Linked DNA regions of Homo sapiens: region 2 is linked to region 1. Evidence: chromatin loops called from intact Hi-C (ENCODE). Cell type or tissue: OCI-LY7. All regions are shown on one strand. Links, peaks and the distances in the headings refer to the core of each region. The heading gives the core; the rest is flanking DNA. Region 1 overlaps GTF2IRD1 (GTF2I repeat domain containing 1). Region 2 overlaps LIMK1 (LIM domain kinase 1).

What was found. Peaks named below come from ENCODE experiments on the same cell type or tissue, not always from the same donor. Only the 100,000 strongest peaks of a DNase experiment are listed, where the experiment ranks them.
Region 2: a loop joins it to region 1, with 6 times the contacts of the local background. A loop is called at or near these places in 1 of 110 quality-filtered maps.

Annotation. Positions count from the first base shown.
Region 1 is chr7:74,458,828-74,474,317 of GRCh38, forward strand. The region is part of intron 1 of GTF2IRD1 (GTF2I repeat domain containing 1); the gene reads left to right. Among named protein-coding and RNA genes, the nearest start is that of GTF2IRD1, 13 kb to the left of the region's middle. RefSeq lists an enhancer at 4,097-4,146. In OCI-LY7, for the core only: no CTCF peak of the experiment used is centred there; DNase peaks (open chromatin) are centred at 6,364, 7,734 and 8,254; H3K4me3 peaks cover 705 bases; H3K27ac peaks cover 893 bases.
Region 2 is chr7:74,098,569-74,114,058 of GRCh38, forward strand. It overlaps LIMK1 (LIM domain kinase 1), which reads left to right. Exons shown (of 16, transcript NM_002314.4): 5 at 464-670; 6 at 7,307-7,412; 7 at 7,509-7,675; 8 at 8,442-8,625; 9 at 9,303-9,389; 10 at 10,337-10,468; 11 at 13,080-13,139; 12 at 13,365-13,430. Among named protein-coding and RNA genes, the nearest start is that of LIMK1, 23 kb to the left of the region's middle. RefSeq lists enhancers at 2,045-2,114, 6,906-7,406. In OCI-LY7, for the core only: no CTCF peak of the experiment used is centred there; DNase peaks (open chromatin) are centred at 1,673, 2,143, 2,663 and 3,223; H3K4me3 peaks cover 2,857 bases; H3K27ac peaks cover 4,865 bases.

The sequences.
Region 1 (15,490 bases), core at 3,636-8,635:
TATTTTTAGTAGAGACGGGGTTTCACCATGTTCGCCAGGCTGGTCTTGAATGAACCCCTGACCTCAAGTGATTGGCCCTCCTTGGCCTCCCAAAGTGCTGGGATTACAGGTGTGAGCCCCCAGGCCCGGCCTCATCATCACTTCTTCACCCACCCTATTTTGGTAGCTCTCTCTCCACTCGTCCTGTGGAACTGATCCATTCTCGGTCCCATTCCCTTCTCTCTGGGCCAATCTGCACCTAGGTTTGTGGCTTCATGAGTATGGAGGGTCGTGCAGAAAGGGGCCAGGTCTGTAGGAACCTGGGTTCATGCCCTGGAAATTTGCCCATTTAAGATAAGTTAGGGCCGGGTGCGGTGGCTCATGCCTGTAATCCCCAGCACTTTGCACTTCGGGAGACCGAGGCGGGCGGATCACCTGAGGTCAGGAGTTTGACTAGCCTGGCCAACACGGTGAAACCCCATCTCTACTAAAAATACAAAAATTAGCCAGGCGTAGTGGCGGGCGCCTGTAATCCCAACTGCTCGGGAGGCTGAGGCAAGAGAATTGCTTGAACCTAAGAGGTGAAGGTTGCCGTGAGCTGAGATCGTACCATTGCACTCCAGCCTGGGCGACAAGAGTGAAACTCTGTCTCAAAAAAAAAAAGATAAGATAGGTGTCCTGAATAAGATAGGTGAAATGGGTGAGGATGTACTTTATCTTACACGGTCTTAGGGAGTGTCTCAGGCGGTGAACAGAACTCTCTCGCCCCTGAGCTGGGGCCTGGCTGACCCAGAGCTATTTGTGTGCCCACCTGTCACCCTCTTTCAGGACCACCTGCTTCAGGTTGCCAGATTTAGCAAATAAAAATAAGGATGCCCAGCTAAAATTGGATTTCAGACAAGCAAGGACTAATGCAATATTTGGGATGAACTTCTAGCTAAAAGTTACCTGTTGTTGATCTGTAGTTCAGACTGAACTGGAGGTCTTGCATTTTATCTGCCAACCCTACAACTGCTGCCTCTGGGGCGGTGAGATGGATGGGGTTTGGGGAGGGGCCAGAGGTGTGTGTGGCTGACCCTGGAGTTGGGATCAGGGCTCAGTGGAGGCCCCGGGGATGATCTGGAGCGAGTTTGAATCGAGTGGAGCTGATTCACTGAATCTTGGCTTTTTTTTTTTTAATTTGTATTGAAATGAGGTCTCACTCTGTCACCCAGGCTGGAGTGCAGTGGCACAATCTCGGCTCACTGCAGCTTCTCCCTCCCCGGCTCAAGCGATCCTTCTGGCTCAGTCTCCCAAGTAGGTGGGACCACAGGCACACGCCACCGTGCCCGGCTAATTTTTTGTATTTTTGGTGGAGATGGGGTTTCGCCATGTTGCCCAGTTCCTGAGTTCAAGTGATCTCAAAGTGCTGGAATTACAGAAGTGAGCCACTGTACCCAGCCAGCAGGGTCCTTTTTCATTTTTATTTTATTCTATTTTTTGAGACAGTGTCTCACTCTGTTTCCCAGGCTGGAGTGCAGTGGCGTGATCCTACCTCACTGCAACCTCCAACTCCTGGGCTCAATGTGATCCTCCCACCTCAGCCTCTGCACCTAGCTAATTAAAAAAAAATTTTTTTTTTTTAGAGATGGGGTCTTGCGATGTTGCCCAGGCTGGTCTCAAGCTCCTGGCCTCAAGCGATCCTCCCACCTCAGCTTCCCAAAGTGCTGGGATTACAGGCAGTATCCTTCTAATGTCCTTGGTCGGGCCTCCTCCAGCCTGTGGCTCGAGGGTCTAGATCTCCTACTGGCCTGGGTGGCATGGAGGGTGTAGTCTAGGTGGCCTGAGGGGTGCCCAGGGATCCCCAGTTTGGGAAGTCCTTGTCTTCAGGGATTTCTGGCCAATGTGGTCCGTATATTTAGAGATGCTGGGAGGAGGGGGTGGGAAATTGCTGGAAACACCCTATTATACACCAAGTAAGATTTTCATGTAGGATTGGCAAGGCCTGAGTGCTGGGAAAGTGTCTGCAATGGCTACCTTTCAAAGCTGGGAGACCCCGCCACGGGGGCGGTTGTGGACTTGAGGGGCTGACCCCACAGCACGGAGGCTGCTGGGAATTCCTGCACCTTTGCCATGCTGCCACCTGAGGCAGGTTCCCAGCACCTGAGCTGCAGCCTCTGGAGTGGGGGAAATGGGGGGAAAGTAAGGGGCCGGGGTCATGGGGTCCACGTCCACCTTCCGCCCGCCTGGGCAGTTTTCTTGGATGTAAAAGGGAGATGGCTCTCCCCAACCTGCCTGGGTCCCAGTGTGGTGCTGTAGTCCAAGGGACTTGGTGTGACCCCGTGGGGATGCCACAGCATGGGTGTGTGGGACCCCCGGGGGCAGGTCTGTGGTGGAGACAGGGTGGGAGGGCCTGGCTTGAGGGCTTGCGGTCCTGGGCACTTGAGGATGCAGAAGAGGCTGCATGGTTGGGGAGGGTAGGTAAGCAGGGGGCAGCTTAGCCCTTTCCCCTCCTGTTCCCTGTGACAGAGGGGAGACCCTCCAGGCTGTTTGTGTCTTAGATGGTTGGCCGAGGGTAGGCCTCTTTGCTGGCTGGGGTCTAGCAGGGTCTCAAGGTGCATTTTCTGGCTACTGGCAGAACCACCATCAAAGCAAGTCCGTATCTTTTCGTCTATCCATCTGTTGTTACGCCAGCCAGTGAGGACCTTGCAGAGGCGTCAGGCCTGAGGGAGTCTCATTAGGTCCTGGTCCCCAGCCCCCGGCTGGCACATGAGAAGGGCCCACTTTATATTTTATTTTATTTATTTATTTAAGATGGAGTCTCACTCTGTCACCCAGGCTGGAGTGCAGTGGCGCGATCTCGGCTCGCTGCAACCTCTGCCTCCCGGGTTCAAGCAATTCTCTTGCCTCAGCCTCCTGAGTAGCTGGGATTATGGGTGCATGCCACCTCGCCCAGCCAATTTTTGTATTTTTAGTAGAGATGGGGTTTTGCCATCTTAGCCAGGCTGGTTTTGAACTCCTGATCTCAAGTGATCTGTCCACCTTGACTTCCCGGAGTGCTGGGATTACAGGCGTGAGCCACTGTGTCCGGCCCCACTTTATATTTTATTAAAAATATCGTTGAGGAGTGAAGGCTATGCTATACCAGGAACTTGCCTGGCTCACACCCTTATGTCGTCCAACCCCCGTCAAGACATAGAACAGCGCTTTGGGAGGCTGAGGCGGGAGGATGGCTTGAGGCCAGGAGTTTGAGACTAGCCTAGACAACATAGTGAAACCTCCATCTCTACAAGAAGTACAAAAATTAGCCAGGCGAGGTGGCTCATGCCTGTAGCCCCAGCTACTCAGGAGGCTGCGGCGGGAGGATCACTTGAGGCCAAGAATTTGAGACCAGCCTGGGCAACATAGCAAGACCCCGTCTCTTAAAAAAAAAATTAGCCGGGTGTGGTGATGTGTGCCTGTAGCCCCAGCTACTTGGGAGGCTAAGGCAGGAGGATTGCTTGACCCCAGGAGTTAGAACAATCCTGTAACCCCTAAAAGTTTTTGAAGCCCGTTTGTTCATCCTTGTCTCTTGTCCTGACCCCAGCAACCACTGATCTGTCTTCTGTATATGGTTTTCCATTTGTACAATGTCACATAAATGGAATCCTACAGTCCACAGCCTCTGAATCTGGCTTCACACAGCATAATGCATTTACGGCATTGCTGGGTACACGGGTAGCTGGTCCCTTCTGGTCCCTGAGTAGTGTTCCATGGTGTGGATATGCCACATACCTCTAGCCACTCTCCTCTCTAGGGAAATCTAGCAAACCGGCTTGGCCGGCCCTGCATCAGCTCGGGACCCCCCAGAAGAAGGTGGTTCCTCTTTCTCATTTTCACAAAGGCACCATCTGGCTGGCGGGGGGCCTGTGGCCTGCACCCCATCACTACCCACCCCCCACATCAAGAGCTGACCCCAAGCCGGGGGAGCTGCTCATCTCCGCCCTCAGAGCTGGAATTTCATCTTCTGTTTCTGGTGACTCATACTGTGAGCCCCGCGATGAAATTACACCTGCCTGCCGCTGCCCTCCGGGCCTCTGGCCCCATGCGATCCTCCCGCCGCCATCCAGGTGGGCTCTGGAGTAATTGAGGCTATGGGGCCAGGACAGCTGGAGGTTGAGGGCGGTGCCAGGGAGGGGAGCTGTCTGTGCCCTGGGGTGTCTTGCCCATCATCTTATGTATCCCCACCCTGTGGGAGTCTGGGGTTCCTGGTGGTGCGTCTCTGGTCTTCACTCCTGCAGCTGTTTTGCTTGGGGTAGAAGTTTCATGTTTGCCTGAAATAAGAGCAGGACTTCTGAGGGTAGGGAAGGAAGGTGGTGAAGCCACTGTTGCAGGCAGGAGCAGGAGTTAGGATCAAACGGAACAGGGCTGGCCGAGTGATGTCACATCTCTGGGCTTTGGTTTGTTCATCTGTTCTTATTATTATTTTGAGACAGGGTCTCGTTCTGTCACCCAGGCTGGAGTGCAGTGGTGCAATCATAGCTTGCTGCAGTCTTGAACTCCTAGGCTCAAGTGATTCTCCCACTTCAGCCTCCTAAGTAGCTGGGCTTGGAGGCACTTGCCACTACACCCAGCTAATTTTTTTATTTTGTAGAGATGGGGGTCTCGCCATGTCGCCCAGGCTGGTCTTGAACTCCTGTGTTCAAGTGATCCCACAACCTCAGCTTCCCAAGTGCTGGGATTAGAGGGGTGAGCCACTGCGTCCTGCCTGTTCATCTTTAAGTGGGAGAACAGAACACTAGGTTTGCAGGGCTGTGAGACTCAGCTGAGGGTAATGTGAGTGTGTGGATTACCACAGAGCCCTGGAGGGCCCCAGGGGCCACCAAGGAGCGGGTGGTGGGGACATGTGAGGCTCAAGCCTCCTGTGCCCCTTTGGGCCAGAGTAGGACCACTGTTGTTTTTTGTTTTTTTTTTTTTGAGACAGAGTCTCACTCTGTCGCCCAGGCTGGAGTGCAGTGGCGTGATCACGGCTCACTACAACCTCCGCCTCCCGGGTTCAGTTGATTCTCCTGCCTCAGCTTCTCGAGTAGCTGGGATCACAGGTGCGTGCCACCACACCCGACTAATTTTTGTATTTTTAGTAGAGGCGGAGTTTCACCATGTTGTCCAGGCTGGTTTCGAACTCCTGACCTCAAATGATCCACCCATCTTGGCCTCCCAGAGTGCTGGAATTACAGGTGTGAGCCACCGCGCCCTGCCCTAGGACCACTTTTACCAGAGTTACCTGTTAGAGCTCTAAATACAGTTCTGGTTGCTAAATGTTTGGAATCCACTGCTGCCTGAGGTCAGCCCTGTGTGAACAGTGGCTATTCTGGTGAATGTTTTTGTGGCTAGAGCCTAGATTATGGTGGTTTACGGACTCCAGCCTGTCACTTGCCTGAGGCTGAGCCTCAGTTTGACCCTCTAGAAAATGGAACCACAGCAAGTACCTCCACAGGTTTGCCAGGTGGGCATGAATGAAGCAGGGGAGCCCAGCAAGAGTTTGTCAGTTTCCCATTGGCAAATCCATGAGTTTCCCAGGGCTCTCGGCTTCCTAAGGAGATGGAGCTTCCTGGGTGATCACATGTCTTGCGTGGGTGTCTTGAGAGATTTGGGGGGTTTTTACTTTGTTGTTTTTGTTGTTGTTATTTGTTTGTTTTTGAAACAGAGTCTCCTTCTGTCACCCAGGCTGGAGTGTAGTGGTGTGATCACGGCTCATGGCAGCCCCCCTCCTCCTGGGTTCAGGCACTTCTCCCGCCTCAGCCTCCCAAATAGCTGGGATTACAGGCACCTGCCACCACACCCGGCTAATTTTTGTGTTTTTAGTAGAGACGGGGTTTCGCCATGTTGGCCAGGCTGGTCTCGAACCCCTGACCTCGAGTGATCCACCTGCCTCAGCCTCCCAAAGTGCTGGGATTACAGACATGAGCACAAGCCACCGCGCCCAGCTGGTTTTTACTTTGTTATTTAATTTGTTATTTGTGAAATCGTTGTGGCCCCTCTCTAATGAAGGTTGCCCCAAGTACCTTTCCCCTGTACCCCACCCTTGCCTCCCACCCCTACCGGGTTCCCCAAAGTCCTCAAAGGCTGGACCCTGGGGCCAGCACTCGGTGGGTAGCCTGGAAAGAGGTTAGCCCTGTGCAGGAAGGAAGGCCCTTGGGTGCTCCTGGGTGGCTCCTTGCAGCAGACAAGACCCACCGCCCACCCACCTGGCTCCAGGGTGGTCCTGGCAGCTCCAAGGGGTCTTGTGACTCTCTCAGTCTGATGTTTCTCTCATGTTTATCCAGGAGCTGGTTTTTCAGGCATGGCCGCTTCTTGCAGTGAGGCCAGGTGGGGAGAGGCAGGGCTTTGGGGAAGGAGGTGGTTACCTCTGCTCCCAGGGCACACCCTGGCTGCCAGCTGTGGGTGCAGCCCTCTGGGCAGGTGGGCAAACCACATCCTCCCTCTTTGATCCTGGTCCACCTCCCCACCTGCCCCGGGCCACCAGCTCCCTGAGATATTCTCTTCTCAGCATATCCAAAGGAGAGATGCTCTTGGTGGCCCTGGGTCAGAGGCCAGGGCTCCCTCACTTCACAGCAGGGTGCAGTGGAACCATCAGGGTCTTTGAAGCCAGACACACCTAGGTTCAAATCCCAGCCTGACTGCTGAGCTGCTGTGTGACCACAGGCAAGTGACTGTACCTCTCTGAGCCTCATCTGAAAAAACAAGGATAGTTTTCTTATATAGTATTGCCAGGTTCTTGGGAAAATCAGTGTATTCAGTTGCGGGGAGCTAGCTGCCATCTCAGTGAAGAACACTTTGTCAGCTTGTCACGTGATGACCCCAGAAGCTGGCCCTGTGGGAGCCCCACTCCCCCAGACAGTGAACCTTGGACCCCATCATTCCAAGATCTGTTCTTATTTTCTGCCTGTCTGGGACACACCCCCTCTGTCCGTGGGGTGTGGGGTGTGGGGTGTGGCATGCCTCAATTTATTTATTTTTTTTGAGACAGAGTCTTCCTCTGTTGCCCAGGCTGGAGTGCAGTGGCAGGATCTCGGCTCACTGCAACCTCTACCTCCTGGGTTCAAGTGAGTCTCCTGCCTCAGCCTCCCGAGTAGCTGGGATCACGGGCGCCCGCCACCATGCCTGGCTAATTTTTTGTATTTTTAGTAGAGACAGGGTTTCACCATGTTGCCCAGGCTGGTCTTGAACTCCTGGCCTCAAGTGATCCACCCGCCTTGGCCTCCCAATGTGTTGGGATTATAGGCATGAGCCACTGCACCCGGACAGCATGCCTCGGTTTCTGCTTCTGCAAACTGGGAAAACCTCAAAGGTAGAACTGGTTGGTCCCCTTGGCCTGCCGACCCCTTAGCCCCTCAAGGTCACAGTCAGCCATCCCGCTTGTTAGAGGCCAGGCCCTGTTCTGGGGCGGGGGCTACCTGTGGCTGCTTAGGGGACGGGAGACAATGCCACTCCCAGGTGTGTTTGATGGCAGCCTGCAGAAGTGGCTTTCTGCATGGCCCTGGAGGACGGTGATTTGGACAGAAGCGTAGGGCCAGAGACAGGACGTGACGGTGGGGCTGCTGCATTGGCTCCAGGTAAAGATCTGTATCTGATGGCCTCACTCCCAGGCAGCTCAGGGGTTCCCGTGGCTCCTGGAAAAGCTACAGACTAGGCATGGCCAGGCCCTGCCTGTGTCTCTCTGTGCCAGCCACGATGAGCCTCATCGTTTCTAAAACGTACTGTGCTCCGTCTCGCTTCCTGGAACGCTGCTGCCTCTCCCCTAGAGCGTGCGTAATGCTCCCCGGCTGTGTCCCTGGGCTGATTTCTCGTTGCAGGTCTCAGCTGGGTTGTCACTCCTCTCTGCAAAGCTTCCCTGACCTCATCTCCCTCTCCAGGTCACGTTAGGTGCCTCTTGTCTGTGTCCCCAGCCACAGCCCGCATCACAAACAAGACTATAATTGCCCTCGTGCTTGTCTGTCACCTTCACAGACAGAGTGTGACTTCCAGTGGGTCACGGCCCCATCATCATGTTGTCCTCCGCATCCCTGACCTTAGCACCCTGCCTGTTGCGGAGTGGGCATCCTGTGCAACCTTGTCAAGTGAATTAGAAGCAAGCTCGGGGTGGGGGCCCATGAAGGGTGGGGGCCTCCTCCACCCTTTTTCTTTCTTTTTTTTTTTTTTTGGAGACAGGGTCTCGCTCCATTGCCCAGGCTGGAGTGCAGTGGCATGATCTCGGCTCACTGCAACCTCCGCCTCATGGGTTAAAGCAATTCTGCCTTAGCCCTCCCCAGTAGCTGGGACCACATGCACCTGCCAACACACCCGGCTAGTTTTTGTATTTTTAGTAGAGATGGGGTTTCATCATGTTGGCCAGGCTGGTCTCAAACTCCTGACCTCAAGTGATCCACCCGCCTCAGCCTCCCAAAATGCTGGGATTACAGGGGTGAGCCCCCATGCCCGGCCCCTCTCCATCCTTCAATCCCAGCTCTCGTTGGCGCTCCTCTACCCATCCCAGGAGCTGCTTCTGCCGGCCTGGCTGTGGCGTTCAGAGGCATCTGGAGGGCAGTGGCGATGGCAGTGGGGGCAGCTTGTCTCTCTGAGCCGAGTACAGCCCAATTTGGAGCGTTTCCCTCCAGGAAAGGCAGCTGATGTGTGCAGACAGCACAAGTGTGGAGTGCCAGAACAGTTAATCCTCTGGGCTATTTATTTATTTATTTATTTTGTTTTGTTGTTGAGATAGAGTCTTGCTCTGTCGCCCAGGCTGGAGTGCAGTGGCGTGATCTTGGCTCACTGCAACCTCCACCTCCCAGGTTCAAGCGATTTGCCTGCCTCAGCTTCCCGAGTAGCTGGGATTACAGGCATGCACTACCACACCTAGCTAATTTTTGTATTTTATTTTGTATTTAATTTTTTATTTTTATTTTTTGAGTCAGAATCTCGCTCTGTCACCCAGGCTGGAGTGCAGTGGTTTGATCTCGACTCACTGCAACCTCTGACTCCTGGTTTCAAGCGATTCTCCTGCCTCAGTCTCCTGAGTAGCTGGGATTACAGGCGCCCGCCACTGCTCCCGGCTAATTTTTGTATTTTTAGTAGAGACGGGGTTTCACCATGTTGGACCAGACTGGTCTTGAACTCCTGTCCTCAGGTGATCCGCCTCTGGGCTATTTAGACACACATGCTTGTGTGCATGCATGGGTGTGTATATGCACATGTATGTGACATTCCTGAGGCCACCGGCGGTGACGAGGCCTGATTACTTGACGTTCTGCTGAATCCTGACTACTAGCCTGGAGCTTTACTCCCCAGTGTACACAGCTCCCCGAGTCCTGGTTAGTGGTAAAGAGGGGACTGTCCCCTGTCATTTAGGGCTGCATTTGGCTACAGGTAATTAAACACCCAACTGTAAATATAGCAAATATCTAAATATTAAGCCAGGTCAGGTGCAGCAGCTCAGGCATGTAATTTTAGCACTTCGGAAGGCCGAGATGGGCAGATTGCTTGAGCTTAGGAGTTTGAGACCGGCCTGGGCAACGTAGTGAGACCCTGTTCTCTACAAAACATAAAAATAATTTAAAAAAAAAAAAAAAACCCAGCCAGGCCGCAGTGGCTCACTCCTGTAATCCCAGCACTTTGGGAGGCTGAGACGCGCAGATCACAAGGTCAGGAGTTCAAGACCAGCCTGGCCAACATGGTGAAACCCCATCTCTACTAAAAATACAAAAAATTAGCCGGGCGTGGTGGCACGTGCCTGTAATCCCAGCTACTTGGGAGGCTGAGACAGGAGAATCACTTGAACCTCGGAGGCAGAGGTTGCAGTGAGCCAAGACTGTGCTACTGCACTCCAGCCTGGCGACAGAGCAGCGAGACTCCATCTCCAAAAAAAAAAAAAACTGTGTGTGTGTGTGTGTGTGTGTGTGTGTGTGTGTGTGTGTGTGTGTAGCCTGGCAGACTTTAGATATTAAACCTGACAGTTAAACAAAAAGGAGTTTATTTATTCCTCATAAGAAAATATGGAAGGGCCGGGCGCGGTGGCTCACGCCTGTAATCCCAGCACTTTGGGAGGCCAAGGCAGGCAGATCATGAGGTCAGGAGAGCGAGACCATCCTGGCTAACATGGTGAAACCCCGTCTCTACTAAAAATACAAAAAAATTAGCCGGGCGTGATGGTGGGCGCCTGTAGTCCCAGCTACTCGGGAGGCTGAGGCAGGAGAATGACGTGAACCCGGGAGGTGGAGCTTGCAGTGAACCGAGATCGAGCCACTGCACTCCAGCCTGGACGACAGAGCGAGACTCCATCTCAAAAAAAAAAAAAATATGGAAGGTATTTGGAGGATAGGATGGGTACTTATGAGTAGGTATTTGGAGGCTGGGATGGGTACCTGTGAGTAGGTATTTGGAGGCTGGGGTAGGAGCGTGGTGATGCTTTTCAGGGTTCAGTGATGTCTCCAGAGACTTGATTCTGTTCTTCTCTACCATGTTGGATTTTCTTTTTTTTTGTAAGTTTATTTTAAAACTATTCCTTTAAAGTGTATAATTCAGTGTTTTTTTTAAAATATATTCACAGAGTTGTGCAGTATTCATCACTGTCTAATTTCAGAGCATTTTTATCATCCTAAGAATCTCCCCCCATTAAGCAGTCAGCCCTCATTCCCTCCTCCCCCATCCCCTGGCAACCACTAATTTACTTTCCATCTCTGTAGATTTGCCTATTCTGGGCGTTTCTTGTAGATGGAATCATGTAATATGTGGTCTTTCGAGTCTGGCCTTTTCTCAGTGAGTATAATGTGTTCAAGGTTCATCCACATTGTAGCGTGAGTCAATGTGCCTTTCTTTTTATGGCCAAATAATATTCCATTTAATGGATAGATCATATTTATCTGTTCATCAGTTATGGACATATGGGGTGTTTCTACTTTTTATTATTTTATTTTATTTTGAGACAGGGTCTTGCTCTGTCACCCAGGCTGGAGTGCTTTGGTGGGATCATGGCTCACTGCAGCCTCAAACTCCTGGGTTCAAGGGATCCTCCTGCCTCAGCCTCCCAAGTAGCTGGGACTGCAGGCACCAAGCCACCACCCCTGACTAATTTTTAAATATTTTTTTGGTAGAGACGGCATATGTATTAGCAAGGCCCTGTCTCTACCAAAAAAGATAAAAATTATCATATTCTTTATTATGATATCATTATACCATAAAATTCACCATTTTATTTATTTAGTGTTTTTAGAGATAGGGTTGGCCAGGCTCTGTTGGCCAGGCTGGAGTGCAGCGGTGCAGTCTTGGCTCACTGCAACCTCCATTTCCCAGGCTCCAGCTATTCTCCTGCCTCAGCCTCCCGAGTAGCTGGGACTACAGGTGTATGCCACCATGCCTGGCTAATTTTTGTATCTCTTGTAGCTGTGTTGCCCAGGCTGGTCTTGAACCCCTGGACTCAAACAATCCACCCACTTCAGCCTCTCAAAGTGCTGAGATAGATAAGCATAAGCCACCACACACGGCCAAATTCACCATTTTAAAATACGCTATGCAATATTTTTAGTATCATCATGAAGTTGTGTGACCATCGCCACCATCTAAGTCCGTTCATTTTCGTCACTCTGAAAAGAAGCCTGTTACCTCATTAGCAGTCTCTCCATTCCCCAGCACCCCCCACTCCAGCCCCTGGTAATTGCTAATGGTTGTCTCTCTGGGTTTTTGATAGCTTATTTATAACATTCAGCCTTCACCTACCATATGACTAGGTATTTACCTATGAGAAATGAAAGCTCAAATTCACATAAAAACCTAAAGAGGAATATGTATAGTGGCTTTATTCATAATTGCCCCAAACTGGAAACAATTCAGATGTCAGACTGCCCAGTGAATAAACAAACTGGAACATCCATACTGTGGAATATTAGTTAGCAGTGAAAAAGGATGAATGATGGATACCACACCACCACGGGGAAACCTCACGAGCATTGTGCTAAGGGAAGGAAGCAGACTGGAAAGGCCGCTTCCAACCTAGTTCTGTTCATATGTGGGGTTTTTTTTTTCGAGACGGAGCCTTGCTCTCTTGCCCAGGCTGGAGTGCAATGGCGTGATCTCGGCTCACTGCAACCTCCGCCTCCCTGGTTCAAGCAATTCTCCTGCTTCAGCCTCCCAAGTAGCTGGGACAACAGGCGTGCCACCACACCTGGTTAATTTTTTTTGTATTTTTAGTAGAGATGGGATTTCGCCATGCTGGCCAGGCTGGTCTTAAACTCCTGACCTCAGGTGATCTGCCCGCCTCAGCCTCCCAAAGTGCTGGGATTACAGGCGTGAGCCACCGTGCCCGGCCTCTGGTTCTAGTCATATGATGTTCTGGAAAATGCAGGATTAGGGACAGGGTTTGCCTGGGAGTGGGAGAGTTTTTGGGGAGATGGAACTGAAATGCGTTTTGATTACGGTGGCAGTCACCTGACTGTTTGCATTTGTGAAAACTCATAGAAATATGGCCAGAGGCTCATGCCTGTAATCCCAGCACTTTGGAAGACTGAGGCAGGAGGATCGCTTGAGGTCAGGAATCTGAGACCAGCTTAGACAGCCAAAAAAATTAGCCGGGTGTGGTGGCACACAGCTGTAGTTCCAGCTACTCAAGAGGCTGAGCCGGGAGAATTGCTTGAGGCTGGGAGTTCAAGCCTGCGGTGAGCTATAATTGTGCCACTGCACTCTAGCCTGGGTGACAGAGCGAGACCCCATCTCTACAAAAAGATTTAAAAATTAGCCAGGCACTGTGGCTTGCACTTGTATTCCCAGCTACTCAGGAGGCTGAGGTGGGAGGGTGGTTTGAGCCCAGAAGTTTGAGACCAAACTATGTTTACTGGGTAACATAGCAAGACCCCTGTCTCTATCTTTTTGAAATATTTAAAAAAAAAAAAAAAAACAAAAAAAAAAACAAAAAAAACGGCCGGGTGCGGTGGCTGACGTCTGTAATCCCAACACTTTGGGAGGCCAAGGCGGGCAGATCATGAGGTCAGGAGATTGAGACCATCCTGGCCAATGTGGTGAAACTCTGTCTCTACTAAAATTACAAAAATTAGCCAGGCATGGTGGTGGGTGCCTGTAATCCCAGCTGCTCAGGAGGCTGAGGCAGGAGAATTGCTTGAATCCGGGAGGCGGAGTCTGCAGTGAGCCGAGATGGCGCCACTGCTCTCCAGCCTAGGCGACAGAATGAGACTCTGTCTCAACAACAAACAAACAAACAAACAAAACAGAACACTCATAGAACTGTATGTCAGAAAGAATGAATTTTATTGCATGTATATTACACTCCAGGTAAAAAGGGGCCTGGCCTGGAACTGGCCTTTCCAGAGTAACTCCACTTGGAGTTCACCATCTCATTTGTTCTAGTTGGTGCCACCATCCCTTCTACCAATGGTGAGTTTTGGTCTGTCAAGTTGGCCAACCTGAGTTGTGCATAGGGCCGGGGCCAGGTGCTGCAGTGGGGCCCCCCTCTTTCCCTTCCTTGGACATCCTAACCCCTCTTGGGGTTTCCCGAGCTTCTTGGATGGAGGGAGCCATAGAATGTTAGAACTGGAGGGAACCTCAGAATATACTGGCCTCTTCTCTTTTTCAGATGGGGAAACTGAGGCCCAGGGCTGGGAAGACACTTGACTAAGGTTCTAGAGTTACGAGGATCAAGATCTAAAACCACATCTGGCCGGGCACAGTGGCTCACGCCTGTAATCCCAGCACTTTGGGAGGCCGAGGCAGGAGGATCACTTGAGGTCGGGAGTTCGAGAGCAGCCTGGGCAACGTGGTGAAACCCCATCTCTATTAAAAATACAAAAAAAAATTTAGCCAGGCATGGCGGGGGGTGCCTGTAATCCCAGCTACTTGTGAGGCTGAGACATGAGAACTGCTTCAACCCGGGAGGCGGAGATTGCAGTGAGCCGAGATCGCACCACTGCCCTCCAGCCTGGGCAACAAGAGCGAAACTCTGCCTCAGTAAATAAATAAATAAATAATCAATCAATCAATCCACATCCATGACTCTTGGTCTGGGCCTCCTTGCCCTCCTGCAGATGCCTCTGGAGCCTCCCTTGTCTCCTGCTCCTGGTTCGGGAGGCTGGACAGGCCCAAGCTGGCCCCACAGCTGGTGGGAGGCTTTGCTGCAGCGTACCCTGGACAGGGCAGAGTTGGGTAGGGAAGGGAGAGTGGTCAGAGCATCTGCAACACCGCAGCGGAGGAGAGGAGAGAGTGCGGTGAAGGCTGGCAAGTGGTTGATTATGGGGAGCTGTGAGAATGGTTGATGGCCCCCCAGGGACAGACAGGAGAACAGAGCACTGGTTTCTGCTCTTTGGAGCTCCTGACATCACCTGGAGTAACCCCCAAGCCTCATGATGTGTTCAGGTAGATCCCAGCAAATGCAGAATTGGGGTCAGCCTGGTTGGGATGACAACCAGAAGAGCTTCCTAAGGGAAGGACCCCAGGAGAACCTGGTGGGGGCAGGGGAGAGATCTTGGCCGGTGTCCCTTCCCAAGGGAGGAACCCAGTCTCAGGGACGTAGTCCCGCCCCCTGGTTTATTCTGGTATTGCTGTGTCCACCAGCCTGGGGCTGCCAAGAGCTCTGGAAACTTCTGTGAGGTTGGGCGTGGAGGTTGCATGGTGGCAGCTCAGGGCTTTTTTTTTTTTTTGAGAGAGGGTCTTCCTCTGTCGCCCAAGCTGGAGTACAGTGGAACAGTCATAGCTCACTGCAGCCTCAAACTCTTGGCTTCAAGTAATCCTCTCACTTTGGCCTCCCAAAATGTTGGGATTACAGGCATGAGCCACTGCGCACGGCTTTGGGGATTCTTATTGGCTGTGAACCCCGTGATTCATTGCTCCCATTTTCTTGGTTTAGTGCCCACTCCTGCAGATGAGGGGAGGCAGACTGAACCTCCTGGAGTCTGGGGTCTGGGTGGTGAGCCTGCCCACTTCCAGGAACTGTCCATAACCCACCCACCATCCTGGACAGCCCGCAACCTTGGTAGCACAGGACACTTGCCCACTGCCCTATTTTTGGCTCAGAAAACGATATCTTCAGCTGGGTGCAGTGGCTCACGCCGAGCTGGGCGGATCACCTGAGGTCAGGAGTTCGAGACCAGCCTGACCAACTTGATGAAACCCCGTCTGTACTAAAAATACAAAAATTAAGGCTGGGCGCAGTGGCTCACACCTGTAATCCCAGCACTTTGGGAGGCCGAGGCGGGTGGATCACCTGAGGTCAGGAGTTCGAGACCAGGCTGGCCAACGTGGCGAAACCCCATCTCTACTAAAAATACAAAAAAAAAAAACAAACAAAAAAATTAACTGGGCATGCTGATGGGCACCTGTAATCCTATCTATTTGGGAGGCTGAGGCAGGAGAATTGCTTGAACCCGGGAGGTGAGTTCAACCACTGAGCCGAGGTCGTGCCACTGCACTCCAGCCTGGGCAATGAAGTGAGACTCTGTCTCAAAAGAAAACGATATTTTCTTACCTATGGGGTCCCCTCTGGTTTTCAGGACTCACAATGCCTGCAGGAAGCCCA
Region 2 (15,490 bases), core at 576-5,575, 360 kb before region 1:
AGGTGCAGTGGCTCACCCCTATAATCCCAGCACTTTGGGAGGCCAAGGCAGGCAGATCACCTGAGGTCTGGAGTTTGAGGCCAGCCTGGCCAACATGGTGAAACCGTCTCTACTAAAAATAAGAAATTAGCCAGGCATGGTGGTGCGTGCCCGTAATCCCAGCTACTCAGGAGGCTGAGGCAGGAGAATCGCTTGAACCCAGGAGGCGGAGGTTACAGTGAGCCAAGATCACACCACTGCACTTTTGGACAATTGCTAGCTTTCCTTTTCTTTTGAGACAGAGTCTTGCTTTGTCACCCAGGCTGGGGTGCAGTGTTGTAATCAACAGAGTGAGACTCCATCTCAAAAAAAAAAAAAAAAAAGGAAGGGATTGGGGGAAGAGCCTGGGGCTGGGGGCTGCAGAGATGCTGAAATTGATGACGCCCTTGACACTCTTTTCTTCCCACCCCGGCGGCTCTTGCAGCGGGCACTGCTACTACCAGACTGTGGTGACCCCCGTCATCGAGCAGATCCTGCCTGACTCCCCTGGCTCCCACCTGCCCCACACCGTCACCCTGGTGTCCATCCCAGCCTCATCTCATGGCAAGCGTGGACTTTCAGTCTCCATTGACCCCCCGCACGGCCCACCGGGCTGTGGCACCGAGCACTCACACACCGTCCGCGTCCAGGGGTGAGTGGCCGGCCTGCCGAGGCTGCCGTCGGTGTGGCTATGGCTGTTGATGTGGGTGGCAGAGTCTGGCACTGGGGGCCCTGAAAATGAATGGGCGAGTGTTTGGGTACAGATGGGGCCCAGTTCTGACAACCTGGTTTGCCAGATTTCTGGCCCAGTCATTCCTCTGAATACCATTACAAATGCCAGATACAATAAAAAGACATTTTCAACCGGGCATGGTGGCCCACACCTGTAATCTCAGCACTTCGGGAGGCCGAAGTGGGTGGATCACCTGAGGTCAGGAGTTCGAGACCAGCCTGGGCAATGTGGTGAAACCCCGTCTCTACTAAAAATACAAACGTAGCCAGGCATGGTAGTGTGTGCCTATAGTGCCAGCTGCTTGGGAGGCTGAGGCAGGAGAATCACTTGAACCCAGGAGGTGGAGGTTTCAGTGAGCCCCGACTGCCATTGCACTCCAGGCTGGGCAACAAGAGTGTAACTCTGTATCAAAAAAATAAAAATAAAAAAAACACACTCAAAAAATAAAAAGACATTTTCTTTAGTCCATGTCTGATCCAACAAGAAAGAGGAGGAACCAAGTCAAGAATGAGTGAAGAAGCTGGGCGCAGTAACTCACACCTGTAATCTCAGCACTTTGGGAGGCCAAAGTGAGAGGATCACTTAAGGCCAGAAGTTTGAGACCAGCTTGGGCAACATAGCGAGACCTGCATGTCTACAAAAAAAAAAAAAAAATTAAAAATTAGCCAGGCATGGTGAAATCACTGAACACATAAAGGCTGGGCATGGTTGCTCACACTTATAATCGAAACACTTTGGGAGGCTGAGATGGGAGGATCACTTGAGGCCAGGAGTTCGAAACCAGCCTGGGAAACATTGTAGTCACAGCTACTTGGGAGGCTGAGGCAGAAGGATCTCTTGAGCCCAGGAAGTGGCTACAGTGAGCTATAATTGCACGACTGCACTCTAGGCTGGGCAATGGAGCAAAACCCTGTCTCAAAAAAATGGGGCAGGGCTGATAAAGATTAGATTACTGTGTGACTTTGAGCAGCTGCTTTCTCTCTAGGCTTTGGGGGTCTGTTTGAACAATGAGGGAGTTGGATACCTTGGAGCTTTCTAAGATTTCTGTGGCGCCTTTATTGACACCTTGAGAAGTAGCATGCAGTGTTTCTACTTTTGGGCAATTGGTCACTTCTTTTTTTTTGAGACAGTCTCACTCTGTCGCCCAGTCTGGGGTGCAGTGGTGTGATACCAGCTCACTGCAACCTCCACCCACAAGGTTCAAGCAATTCTTGCACCTCAGCCCCCTGAGTAGCTGGGACTACAGGTGACCACATGTGGCTAATTTTTGTATTTTTAGTAAAGACAGGGTTTCACCATGTTGGCCAGGCTCGTTTCAAACTCCTGGGCTCAAGTGATCCTCCCTTCTCGGCCTCCCAAAGTGCCGGGATTACAGGTGTGAGCCACCGTGCCCGGCCCAAGTGCTAGCTTTCTCTCTCTCTTTTTTTTTTTTTCGAGACGGAGTCTCGCTCTGTCGCCCAGGCTGGAGTGCAGTGGTGTGGTCTCGGCTCACTGCAAGCCCCGCCTCCTGGGTTCACGCCATTCTCCTGCCTCAGCCTCCCGAGTAGCTGGGACTACAGGCACCTGCCACCATGCCCGGCTAATTTTTTTTTTATATTTAGTAGAGACAGGGTTTCACCATATTAGGCAGGATGGTCTCGATCTCCTGACCTCGTGATCCGCCCGTCTCGGCCTCCCAAAGTGCTGCGATTACAGGCATGAGCCACCACGCCCGGCCCTACCAAGTGCTAGCTTTCATTTGACGCAGTGAATGTTTCTTGTACACCTGGCAGGTGCCTGGCACTGCATAGGCACTGTTGAGATGTGAAGGTGGCCCTGGGGACAGAAAATTATACTGGGCTTGACTGTGTGTCTCCATCCCTTGACATCAGCCAAGCCAGCAGCTGCTTTACATACATGATGAGCAGACAGCTGCTTGAAAGAGATGAGGAAACTCCCAGACCAACGGCTCTTACCAGAGGGCCAAGGGAGGTCCCCACAGAGTCAGAGGCTGCAGCTGGTCCCTGAAATCCAGGCAGAATTTTAGAAATGAAGACAGTCAGCTGGGTGCAGCGGCTCATGCCTGTTATCTCAGCCACTTCGGAGGGCTGAGGTGAGAGGATTGCTTGAGCCCAGGAGGTGGAGGCTGCAGCAAGCTATGATGACACCATGCATTCCAGCTTGGGCGACAGAGCGAGACCCTATCTCTAAAATAAAAATGAAGAAGACAGTTAATGACGTCTCCTCCCTGTCTGCCTCACTGGGTAAGCATTCGCCCAGCCAACATCTGGAACATCCCAGTTCTGCAAAGAGCCACACCCTTCCCAGAAAGAGCCCAACTTGCCAAAGATTTACTTATTTGTTTTAAACTGGTTTTAGTTGACCGCTTTTCATTTTGTGTATAGCAGCGTTTTAAGGAAGGTCTAATTTATCCAGGCCACCTGCTGCTTTAGCAAACCAAGGGAGAGGATGTGAGATTCTAAGGAATTTACATATGTATGTCATATATATATATATATATATATAGACACACAATTTTTTTTTGAGACAGGGTCTTGCTCTGTCATACAGGCTGGAGTGCAGTGGCACAATCATAGCTCACTATAGCCTCAGATGCCTGTGCTCAAGCAATCCACTCACCTCGGCCTCCTGAGTAGTGAGACTACAGGCACACACCACCACACCCAGCTAATTTTTTAATTTTTTGTAGAGACTGAGTCTTGCTGTGTCGCCCAGGCTAGTCTTGAACTCCTGGGCTCAAGCAATCCTCCCACATTGGCTTCCCAAAGTGCTAGGATTACAAGCGTGAGCCACTATGCCTGGCTTATTTTTAAGGTTATATGCATGCAAAGCCTGTATCAATGAAAATATTTTCTTTGGTTTTTTTCAACTTTTCATCTTCGCATTTTGCAGATTTATAGAAAATTTGCTAAAATAATAAGTCCATTGAATACATACACACCCTTCACCAAGGTTCACCAATTCGTAACTGCCATATTTGGGAGTTATATGTGTGTCTCTCTATATATACATATATGGATACAGATACATATACATGTTTAGTGACTTGTTTATATTTGTACATACATGTACATGTTGTTATTTATTGATCGTTTGGGAGTAAGTTGCAGGGATCATTGACTCCCCCACAATTATGCTAGATATTCTCAAAAGAAGGACCTTCTCTTTTTTTTTTTTTTTTTTGGAGACAGGGTATCACTGTCATTGAGGCTGGAGTGCAGTGATGCGATCACAGCTCACTGCAGCCTCAACCTCCCAGGCTCAAGTGATCCTCCCACCTCTGCCTCCCAAGTAGCTGGGACTACAGGCACGGGCCACCACGCCTGGCTAGGCATTCTGTTATGTAATTATCAATTGTATCTTATAGTTCAGTGATCACATTTTGGAAATGTAACATTGATACCATTATCTAATACACAGACCATATTCAAATTTTGCCTATTGTCTCTATACTGAACTACTGAGCTGTCCTTTATAGCAATCTCCCCCTCATCCACAGTCCAGTCCATGATCAACATTGCATTTAATCGTCATGTGTCATCAGTATCTTTTTTTTTTTTTTTTTTGAGACGGAATTTTGCTCTTGTTGCCCAGGTTGGAGCGCAATGGCGCAATCTTGGCTTATTGCAACCTCCGCCTTTGGGCTTAAGTGATTCTCCTGCCTCAGCCTCCTAAGTAGCTGAGATTACAGGCGTGCACCATTATGCATGCCTAATTTTTGTATTTTTATTAGAGACGGGGTTTTACCATGTTGCCCTGGCTGGTCTTGAACTCCTGACCTCAAATGATCCACCCACCTCAGCCTCCCAAAATGCTGGGTTTACAGGCATGAGCCACTGCGTCTGGCCATTTCCTCAGCCTTTCATTGCCCTTCATGATCTTGACATTTTTGAAGTGTACAGGCCAGTCATTAAAGTAAAATGTTTTTCCTTTTTTTTTTTTTTTTTTTTAAAAAGAGACAGGGTCTCACTGTGTTGCCCAGGCTGGTCTCAGACTCCTAGGCTCAAGTGATCCTCCCGCCTCAGCTTCCCAAAGTGCTGGGATTACAGGCGTGAGCCATCGTACCTGCCCTCGCATTTGGGTTTGACTGATGTTTCCTCTTAGGGAGACAGGCTCTGCAGGTTTGGCCTGATACTGCATAAGTGATCCTCTGTCCTTCCGAGTGGATCTTGCCAGGAGACATATGATGTCAGTGTGCCCTTTGCTGAGGATGTTCACTTTGATTACTTGTTTTTTCTGTACTGTAAGGATTTTTTTCCCTTTGTCATCAATAAACCATTTGTGAGATTTGAGTCTGTAAATATCCTGTTCCCAAAAACCCTTCCCCAAATGATTTGAGCATCTATTGATGATTCTTGCCTGTAGCGATTATTACTAGGGTGGCTACCAAATGCTGAATTTCTAACTCTGTTCTTCCTTCTGCATTTGTTACTGTAAGGAAGAGCTTCTCCCCCATACGAGAATAGTCTTTTTGTTTGCTTGGTTGTTTTTTTGAGATAGGGTCTCACTCTGTTGCCCAGGCTGGAGTGCAGTGACATGATCATAGCTCACTGCAGCCTCGACCTCATGGGCTCAAGCGATCCTCCTGCCTCAGCCTCTCGAGTAGCTGGGACTACAGGCAGCACCACCATGCCTGGCTAATTTTTTATTTTTTGTAATGGTGAGGTCTCACTATTTTGCTCAGGCTGGTCTCGAACTCCTGACCTCAAGTGATCTTCCCACCTCAGCCTCCCAAATAGCTGGGATTACAGGAGTGTGCCACCATGCTCAGCTAATTTTCTGTAAAAAATGTCATAGAGATGGGGTCTTGCTATGCTGCCCAGGCTGGTCTCAAACCCCTAGTCTCAAGCAATCCTCCCACCTTGGCCTCCCAAAGTGCTGGGATTCCAGGCATGAGCCACCACACCTGGCCCTGTTTTTCTTAAAGTTCTCAGTCTCCTCTCTGCCTTACCCCCATCCCCTTTTCCATCTCCAGGACCTAGGGCAGAGACAAAGTGAGCATTCCCTAAAAAGCTTTTATGAGGCAAAATGAAAACCAGCTCACGCCTATAATCCCAGCACTTTGGGAGGCCAAGGTGGGTGGATTACCTGAGGTCAGGAGTTCAAGACCAGCCTGACCAACATAGAGAAACCCCATCTGTACTAAAAATACAAAATTAGCCAGGCATGGTGGCACATGCCTGTAATCCCAGCTACTCAGGAGCCTGAGGCAAGAGAATCACTTGAACCTGGGAGGCGGAAGTTGCAATGAGCCGAGATCACTCCATTGCACTCCAGCCTGGGCAACAAGAGCAAAACTCTGTCTCAAAAAAAAAAAAGAAAAGAAAAGAAAACCAGGTCCCTAACACCGAAGAGTTAAAAGAAATAAGTAAATTTGGCAAATTGGTCTTTTTGTGAGTTAGCTTATAGGCAACTGATCGAGGGTCTCTTTCCCGTCTTCACCCTGCAATTGTGGCTCAGGGCAAGCTGCCAGCTCCCTCCTGCCAATGCAGGAGCAATAGAGCTTGGCCTCCTCTTGCAGGGCGAGTTTGGGAGTCAGATATGAAGCCACTAATCCGGGACCTTTTTGGGACCCAAGGCACTCATCTGCCCCAAGCATACCAGGCAGGCCAGGTGCAATGACTCATGTCTGTAATCCTAGCACTTTGTTTTTGCGACGGAGTCTCGCTCTGTCCACCCAGGCTGGAGTGCAGTGGCAGAATCTTGACTCACTGCAACCTCCACCTCCCAGGTTCAAGCAATTCCTGCCTCAGCCTCCCAAGTAGCTAGGACTACAGGCGCCCACTGCCACGCTCGGCTAATTTTTGTATTTTCAGTAGAGACGGCGTTTCACCATGTTGGCCAGGCTGGTCTCAAACTCCTGACTTCAAGTAATCCATCCACCTTGGCCTCCCCAACTGTTGGGATTACAGGTGTGAGCCACTGCGCCCGGCCAGTCCTAGCCCTTTGGGAGGCTAAGGCGGGCGGATTGCATGAGCTCAGGAGTTCGAGACCAGCCTGGGAAATGTGGTGTAACCCCGTCTCTACTAAAAATACAAAAAAAATTAGCTGGGTGTGGTGGTGTGCACCTGTAATCCCAGCTACTCAGGAGGCTGAGGTACGAGAATCGCTTGAACTCAGGAGGCAGAGGCTGCAGTGAGCTGAGATTGTGCCATTGCACTCCAGCCTGGGTAACAGAGTGAGATTCTGTCTCCAAAAAAAAAAAAAAAAAAAATTCGAGACCAAACATACCTGGGATTTGGAAGGATAGATCTGTTCCCCCAGGGTGGAGACAATGGTCCATTGAATGGGAACAGCTGAGCATCTTGTGTGGGTGGCCAGTGCCTACAAGCGTGCCACCTTTCTCCAGCTCACACCTGTGGCAGACATCAGTAATTGATTACAGAATTCCTCCCCTGAAACCAGAACTCGGTGTTCTGGCCATCTGCTACTTCCCAGTCACACGAAGTAGAATCCTCCACCTGCTCACCCTGGATCTGGTGCCCTTCGCCTTGGTTTCCTGTTGGGGCTCTGAGGGACAGGTGGGCACTGGCCTGACCCCTGCCTTACCCACAGAGTGGATCCGGGCTGCATGAGCCCAGATGTGAAGAATTCCATCCACGTCGGAGACCGGATCTTGGAAATCAATGGCACGCCCATCCGAAATGTGCCCCTGGACGAGGTACGGTCCTGAGTCTGTGGGGCAGGACGGGAGGTAGTGCCTTCATGCCTAGCCCCCTCCCCACTCCACCCCCATTCACATGCCTGCTGTCCCCAGATTGACCTGCTGATTCAGGAAACCAGCCGCCTGCTCCAGCTGACCCTCGAGCATGACCCTCACGATACACTGGGCCACGGGCTGGGGCCTGAGACCAGCCCCCTGAGCTCTCCGGCTTATACTCCCAGCGGGGAGGCGGGCAGCTCTGCCCGGCAGAAACCTGTCTTGTAAGTCAGCCTGCTCCTCGGTTCAGCTGGGTGCTTTCACTCCTGCTGGGGCTCAGGGGCTGTGGGACCTAGGTCGGGGAGCCAGCCCTGCACAAATGCAGCCCAGGCTTGAGCCAGGGAGGTGGAGGCTGCAGTAAGCTGTCATCACACCACTGCTCTCCAGCTTGGGTGACAAAACAAGACCCACTCTCAAAAAAAAAGAGGAAACACACATTTTTTAAAAAGCCGGGGACGGGGCCAGGCGTGGTGGCTCATGCCTGTAATCCCAGCACTTTGGGAGGCCGAGGCAGGTGGATCACCTGAGGTCAGGAGTTCAAGACCAGCCTGGCCAACATGGGAAACCTCATCTTTACTGAAAATACAAAAATTAGCCGGGCTTGGTGGCAGGTGCCTGTAGTCCCAGCTACTCAGGAGGCTGAGGCAGATGAATCACTTGAACCCAGGAGATGGAGGTTGCAGTGAGCCAAGGTCACGCCACTATACTCCAGCCTGGGCAACAGTGTGAGACTCTGTCTCAAAAAAAAAGAGGATGACAGAGCAGGATCTGAGGGGTTGAGGGGAGCTGGGGGCTGCCACTAGAGCCAGGATAGGCCGAGACACTGGGATGGGCAGCCTTTGGACTGTCCCAGGCGGGCCCTCCCAAAGCAGGGGGTGATTGCATAGACTGGCATGGACAGGGGCATGCAGGCAGGAGGAGGAAGGGGCAGGGCCTTGGCCGGGTGCTACCTGTCCCCCGGTGGCACTTGGCACCATGTGTGCCCCCCAGGAGGAGCTGCAGCATCGACAGGTCTCCGGGCGCTGGCTCACTGGGCTCCCCGGCCTCCCAGCGCAAGGACCTGGGTCGCTCTGAGTCCCTCCGCGTAGTCTGCCGGCCACACCGCATCTTCCGGCCGTCGGACCTCATCCACGGGGAGGTGCTGGGCAAGGGCTGCTTCGGCCAGGCTATCAAGGTACAGAGCATGCCAGGGTCTCAGGGGACAGTCTGGGTGGGACCCCTCCATCCTCCTTCCTTCCCAGTCTATGGAAACACAGTGGAAGGGGTATCTGGCTTCCAGACTCCCTGGCCAGTGCCCTCTCCTCCCTTGGCCTCCTGGAGCTAATTAGGAACAGGGGACCTCCTACAGGTAGACTGAGACCTTATGTGCGGGAGGTCATTGAAAGGTGGCTCCTAGCCAGGCACAGTAGTTTATCCCTGTAATCCCAGCACCATGAGAGGCTAAGGCTGTAGGATCGCTTGAGCCCAGGAATTCAAGACCAGCCTTGACATCATCTCTACAAAAAATTTAAAAATTAATTGGGTATAGTGGTGCATGCCTGTGGTCCCAGCTACTTGGGAGGCTTAGGCAGGAGGATTGTGAGCCAGGAGTTCAAGGCTGCAGTGAGCTATGATCATGCCACAGCACTCCAGCCTGGGCAATAGAGCAAGACCCCATCTCAAAAAAAAAAAAAAAAAGACAAGGGATTAATACATCCCATCCACTTGGGTATTTGGGAACATCCCATGCACAGCCTAGAGTATGAAGCCATCTGCACATCTCCCTGGCAGTCCTGGGGTGGAGATGGGGCTTCCTAGAAGGCGGGCTTACAGCAGAGCTTCTGTCTTCACACCTCTGTGTCCCACACGCAGGTGACACACCGTGAGACAGGTGAGGTGATGGTGATGAAGGAGCTGATCCGGTTCGACGAGGAGACCCAGAGGACGTTCCTCAAGGAGGTCAGTGAGCGGAATGCCCTCTTCCCTCCAGAGGGACTTCCAGGTGCTCACCCCTGCCCCATCAACACAGGTCGGAAAAGGGCTCTGGGAACCATTGAAAGAAGAGCGAGCAGGCCAGGCATAGTGGCTCACGCCTGTAATCCCAACACTTTGGGAGGTTAAGGAGAGAGGATACTTTGAGACCAACCTGGGCAACATAGCAAGACCCCGTCTCTACAAAAAAATTTTAAATTAACCGAGCTTGGCAATGTGCACCTGTCATCCCAGCTACTCGGGGGGCTGAGGTGGGAGGCTCGCTTGAGCCCAGGAGTTGGAGGCTGCAATGAGCCATGATCGCACCACTGCACTCCAGCCTGGGGAACAAGGCAAGACCCTGTGTCCAAAAAAAATAAAAGTAACTGCATTGGTCGGGCATAGTGGCTCACGCCTGTAATCCCAGCACTTTGGGAGGCTGAGCCGGGCGGATCACCTGAGGTCAGGAGTTCGAGACTACCCTGGCCAACATGGCAAAACCCCGTCTCTACTAAAAATACAAAAATTAGCCCAGCATGATGGTGGTGAGTGCCTGTCATCCAGGCTACTCAGGAGGCTGAGGCAGGAGAATTTCTTGAACTCAGGAGGCGGAGGTTGCAGTGAGCCAAGATCGTGCCGCTGCCCTCCAGCCTGGGCGACAGAGTGAGACTCCTTCTCAAAAAAAAAAAAAAGAAAAGAAAAAAGAAAGTAACTGCAGGCAGGGGACTGGGAAAAAGAGCATCGCTGGGGGTGGGGGCAGCTCAAGCAGAGGGCACAGGACGCCAGAGGGTGTGGCAGAGGCAGGAGAGGGGAGCTGGGGGTTCCGTATCTTTGAGACCGCCTACAGCCCCTGGTGGGATGGAAAAGGGAGAAGCAGACCCAAGCACAGCTGGGACCACACAGAGCCCGGGCCCAGCCTGTTTGTGCCCCGCCAGGTGAAGGTCATGCGATGCCTGGAACACCCCAACGTGCTCAAGTTCATCGGGGTGCTCTACAAGGACAAGAGGCTCAACTTCATCACTGAGTACATCAAGGGCGGCACGCTCCGGGGCATCATCAAGAGCATGGTGAGTCCTGGGCAGAGCCAGCCACCCCCGCTGTGCGGCCCCGGGCAAAGCAGCTCCCTCTGTGAGCCTCAGTCTCATCTCTTCAATGGGGGGAAGCCACAGGGGTCTCAAAGGCCCTCTGAACCCTGATTCCTAATCAAAAAGGGGAGCGACTGACTCCATCTAAAGCTAGGAAAGGCCAGGTACAATGGTGCACACCTGTTATTCTGGCACTTTGGGAGCCCAAGGCAAGAGGATCACTCGAGGCCAGGAATTCAAGGCTGCAGTGAGCTGTGATCTCACCACTGCACTCCAGCCTGGACCACACAGCAAGACCCTGTCTCAAAAACTAAAATAAAATTCAGAGCTTTCCTTAAGGATTTGAATAAAATTACAAATCCATCTTTAGAAATAAAGTGCTCAGGCCAGGTGCAGTGGCTCATGCCTATAATCTCAGCACTTTCAGAGGCTGAGGCCAGCAGATCACCTGAGGTCAGGAGTCCAAGACCAGCCTGGCCAACATGGTGAAACCCCGTCTCTACTAAAAATACAAAAATTAGCTGGGCCTGGTGGCAGGCACCTGTAATCCCAGCACTTTGGGAGACTGAGGTTGGCAGATCACCTGAGGTCAGGAGTTCGAGACCATCCTGGTAACCCGTCTCTACTAAAAATACAAAAAATTAGCCGGGCAAGGTGGCAGGTGCCTGTAGTCCCAGCTACTCGGGAGACTGAAGCAGGAGAATGGCGTTGAACCCAGGGGGCAGAGCCTGCAGTGAGCCAAGATCGCACCACTGCACTCTAGCCTGGGTGACAGCGAGATTCCTTCTCAAAAAAAAAGCACTTGGAGGAAGCCTCACAGAGCCCTGTGCTGGACCACACCCTGGGGATCCAGTCCTGGCCTCCAGCCCCATTTCTGTACCACCCTGAGACCATGGGATCTTCCTCAGGTTGGATTACCTTGTATCCAAGGTGTGGACCCTATGGGCTCCTGCTAGGTGTAACTTGACACAACGGGTTCCGTTGTCAGGTGCAATTTAGAAACTCTGGGCTAGGCCAAGCGCAGTGGCTCACACCTGAATTCCCAAACTTTGGAAGGCCGAGGCAGGAGGGTCACTAGAGGTCAGGAGGTCAAGACCAGCTTGGACAACATAATGAGATCCCAATCCCATCTCTACAAAAAAAATTAAAAAATTAGCCAAATGTGGTGACACATGCCTGTGGTTCCAGCTCCACAGGAGGCTGAGGCAGAAGGATCACTTGAGCACAGGAGGTCGAGGCTGCACTCCAGCCTGGGTGATAGAGTGAGACCCTGTCTCAATAAAAAATAAAGATCTCCAAGGGGATGAGGTTTGAGAATGAGGCGTCTCCCCCAAATGATTTGAGCCCAAAGCCCCGTTCTCCTGGCATGGCTCAGTGCTGCCACTGCGCAGGTGACCTTGCTGGGCCCTTCTACCTCTTACCTGTCTGTGAAAGTAGGTTCTAATTTTTTAAAAACCTAGAAAGATGAGTTTTTTGTTTTTGTTTTTGTTTTTCCCGAGATGGAGTTTTGCTCTTATTGTCCAGCCTGAAGTGCAATGGCGTGATCTCGGCTCACTGCAACCTCCACCTCCCAGGTTCAATCGATTCTGCCTCAGCCTCCCGAGTAGCTGGGATTACAGGAGCCCACCACCACACCCGGCTAATTTTTGCGTTTTTAGTAGAGACAGGGTTTCACCATGTTGGTCAGGCTGGTCTCAAACTCCTGACCTCGTGATCCAACCACTCTGACCTCCCAAAGTGTTGGGATTACAGGCGTGAGCCACCACACCTGACAGAAAGATGAGATTTTATAGAAAATAAATATAGCTTGTTTTCTCAGAGGAGGCAGATTGGGAGCTATAGAGGAATATCCCTGCTTAGAGTTTGAAATCAGTTCTGTTAGGAAATAATGTTTGTAGGGGCCGGGTGCGGTGGCTCACGCCTGTAATGCCAGCACTTTGGGAGGCTGAGGCAGGTGGATCACTTGAGGTTAGGAGTTTGAGAACAGCCTGGCCAACATGGTGAAACCCTGTCTCTACTAAAACTACAAAAATTAGCTGGGTTTGGTGGTGGACACCTGTAATCCCAGCTACTTGGGAGGCTGAGGCGAGAGAATTGCTTGAGGCCGGGTGCAGTGGCTCATGCCTGTAATCCCAACACTGGGAGGCCAAGGTGGGCAGATCACCTGAGGTAAGGAGTTCAAGACCAGCCTGACCAACATGGTGAAACCCCGTCTCTACTAAAAATACAAAAAATTAGCTGGGTGTGGTGGCGCATGCCCATAGTCCCAGCTACTCAGGAGGCTGAGACACAAGAATCACTTGAGCCCCGGAGGCGAAGGTTGTAGGGAGCTGAGATGGTACCACTGCACTCCACCCTGGGTGACAGAGTGAGACTCCATCTAAAGAAAAAAAAAAAAGGAAATAATGTCTGTGAGCTGTGTTGACTCATACTCCTTAGAAGCAGACAGTTGTGGGTGCCCGAAGAAATCGGGGTGTTGGGGAGCCCAGGGACCCTCTAGGACGCTTGCCTCTTCCTGCCTCTGTCTCATGCAACCATCCCTGCCATCGGGGCCCCCACCGGCCCCACCCTGGCCATTCTTTCTCCATCCCAGGACAGCCAGTACCCATGGAGCCAGAGAGTGAGCTTTGCCAAGGACATCGCATCAGGGATGGTGAGTGAGCCGGGTGCTCTAGCTCCATTCATAATCCCACCAGGAATTTGCAAACAGAACCCACAAAGAAGCTTTGAAAGAGGGCAGAGGGGGTCGATGGGAGAGTGGGAAGAATCGTCCCGACTGGCCTGATTGGGGTGGGAGCAGAGGGAGTTCCTGGGGAGCCAGGATGGGCTGGGGTCCCTCTGCACAGCTGCCCCCTGACTCCCGTGTCCCCGTCCCTAGGCCTACCTCCACTCCATGAACATCATCCACCGAGACCTCAACTCCCACAACTGCCTGGTCCGCGAGGTGAGTACCAGGGCCCCACGTGGCTGGGTGTCAGGAGACAGCAGGAGCCCATCCAACCCCAGCCTCAGGGCCTTCCCAGAACTGGAGGCCCCTCCATGTTGCCTCCATGACTTCAATTTGAGGTGGGGGTGGGGGGCAGCAGCCCGTGGGGAAGAGCGCAGGGTCAGGAGGCAGACAGACCTGGGTTTGAGTCCTGTCTCTGCCACTGACTCATGGTGGACCATCAGAGTCCCAGGCTGGTAGGAGGGTCTCATAAATCAATGAAGGAGAAAGTGACATGTAAGCTACAAAGGACCAGGACCGTGGTCTTCATAGAGCACAGCCCATGGCAGAGTGGCCATGGGCTACACCAGACAGCACCAGCATCTGGGGGCCACAGAGTGGGGGCATAGGCGTATGGGCTGGAGTGGTCAGGGCAGGCTTCCTGAAAGAGGAGGCTTGGCCAGACACAGTGGCTCACACCTGTAATCCCAGCACTTTGGGAGGCCGAGGCAGGCGGATCACGAGGTCAGGAGATCGAGACCGTCCTGGCTAACATGGGCACTGTGGCTCACACCTACAATCCCAACACTTTGGGAGGCCGAGGTGGGTGGATCACTTGAAGCCAGGAGTTCAAGACCAGCCTGGCCAACATGGCTAACACGGTGAAACCCCATCTCTACTAAAAATATAAAAAATTAGCCGGGCGTGGTGGCAGGTGCCTGTAGTCCCAACTACTTGGGAGGCTGAAGCAGGAGAATGGTGTGAACCCGGGAGGCGGAACTTGCAGTGAGCCAAGATCGCGCCACCGCACTCCAGCCTGGGTGACAGAGCGAGACTCCATCTCAAAAAAAAAAAGAGGAGGCTTTAGGTGGATATTTAAGCAGGGGACGGGCAGGCAAAGAGCCCAGTGTCTAAGGATTGTCAAGGGAGGAGAGCCCGGTTCTCCACCAAAAGCACAGGAGCGAGTAACCATGCCCATCTGGAGAGGTGGTGTATTCGTGTCCTGGGGCTGCCATCATGAAGTACTGTGAACCAGATGGCTCAAAACAACAGAAATGTGCTGGGCACAGTGGCTCACACCTAAAATCCCAGCAATTTGGGAGGCCAAGGCAGGTGGATTGCTTGAGCTCAGGAGTTTGAGACCAGCCTGGGCAACATTACGAAAGCCCATCTCTGCCAAAAATACAAAACGGAATAGCCAGCCGTGGTGGCATAAGCCTATGGTCCCAACTACCTGGGAGGCTGAGGTGGGAGGATCACTTGAGCCTGGGAGGTAGAGGTTGCAGTGAGCCAAGATTGTGCTACTCTACTCCAGCCTGGGAGACAGAGCCAGACCCTGTCTCAAAAAAACAAAACAAAACAAGGTCAGGCACTGTGGCTCACGCCTGTAATCCCAGCACTTTGGGAGGCCGAAGTGGGTGGATCACTTGAAGCCAGGAGTTCAAGACCAGCCTGGCCAACATGGCAAAACCCTGTTTCTACTAAAAATTCAAAAATTAGCAGGCATGGTGGCGCATGCCTGTAATCCCAGCTACTCGGGAGGCTGAGGCAGGAGAATTGCTTGAACCCAGGAGGCAGAGGTTGTAGTGAGCTGAGATTATGCCACTGCACTCCAGCCTGGGTGATAGAGTCAGACACCGTCTCAAAAAAAAAAAAGCATCACATGGCAAGAGGGGCTGACAAGAGACCCCCAAACTGACCATTATACAGACCCACTCTTGTGATAACTAACCTGGTCCCTCAATAACCCATTAATCTGTTAATTCATACAGAGCCCTCATGACCCAATCACCTCTTACAGGCCCTGCCTCTTAATACCGTTAGAGTCAGGCCAGGCATGGTGACATGGGCCTGTAGTCCCAGCTAGTTGGAAGGCTAGGTGGGAGGATCCCTTGAGTCCAGGAGGTAAATGTTACAGTGAGCTCTGATTGTGTCACTGCACTCCAGCCTGGGCAACAGAGCGAGCCCCTGTTTTTAAAACAGCAACAAGCCAGGCACAGTGGCTCACGCCTGTAATCCCAACACTTTGGGAGACTGAGGCAGGCAGATCACTTGAGGTCAGGAGTTCAAGACCAGCC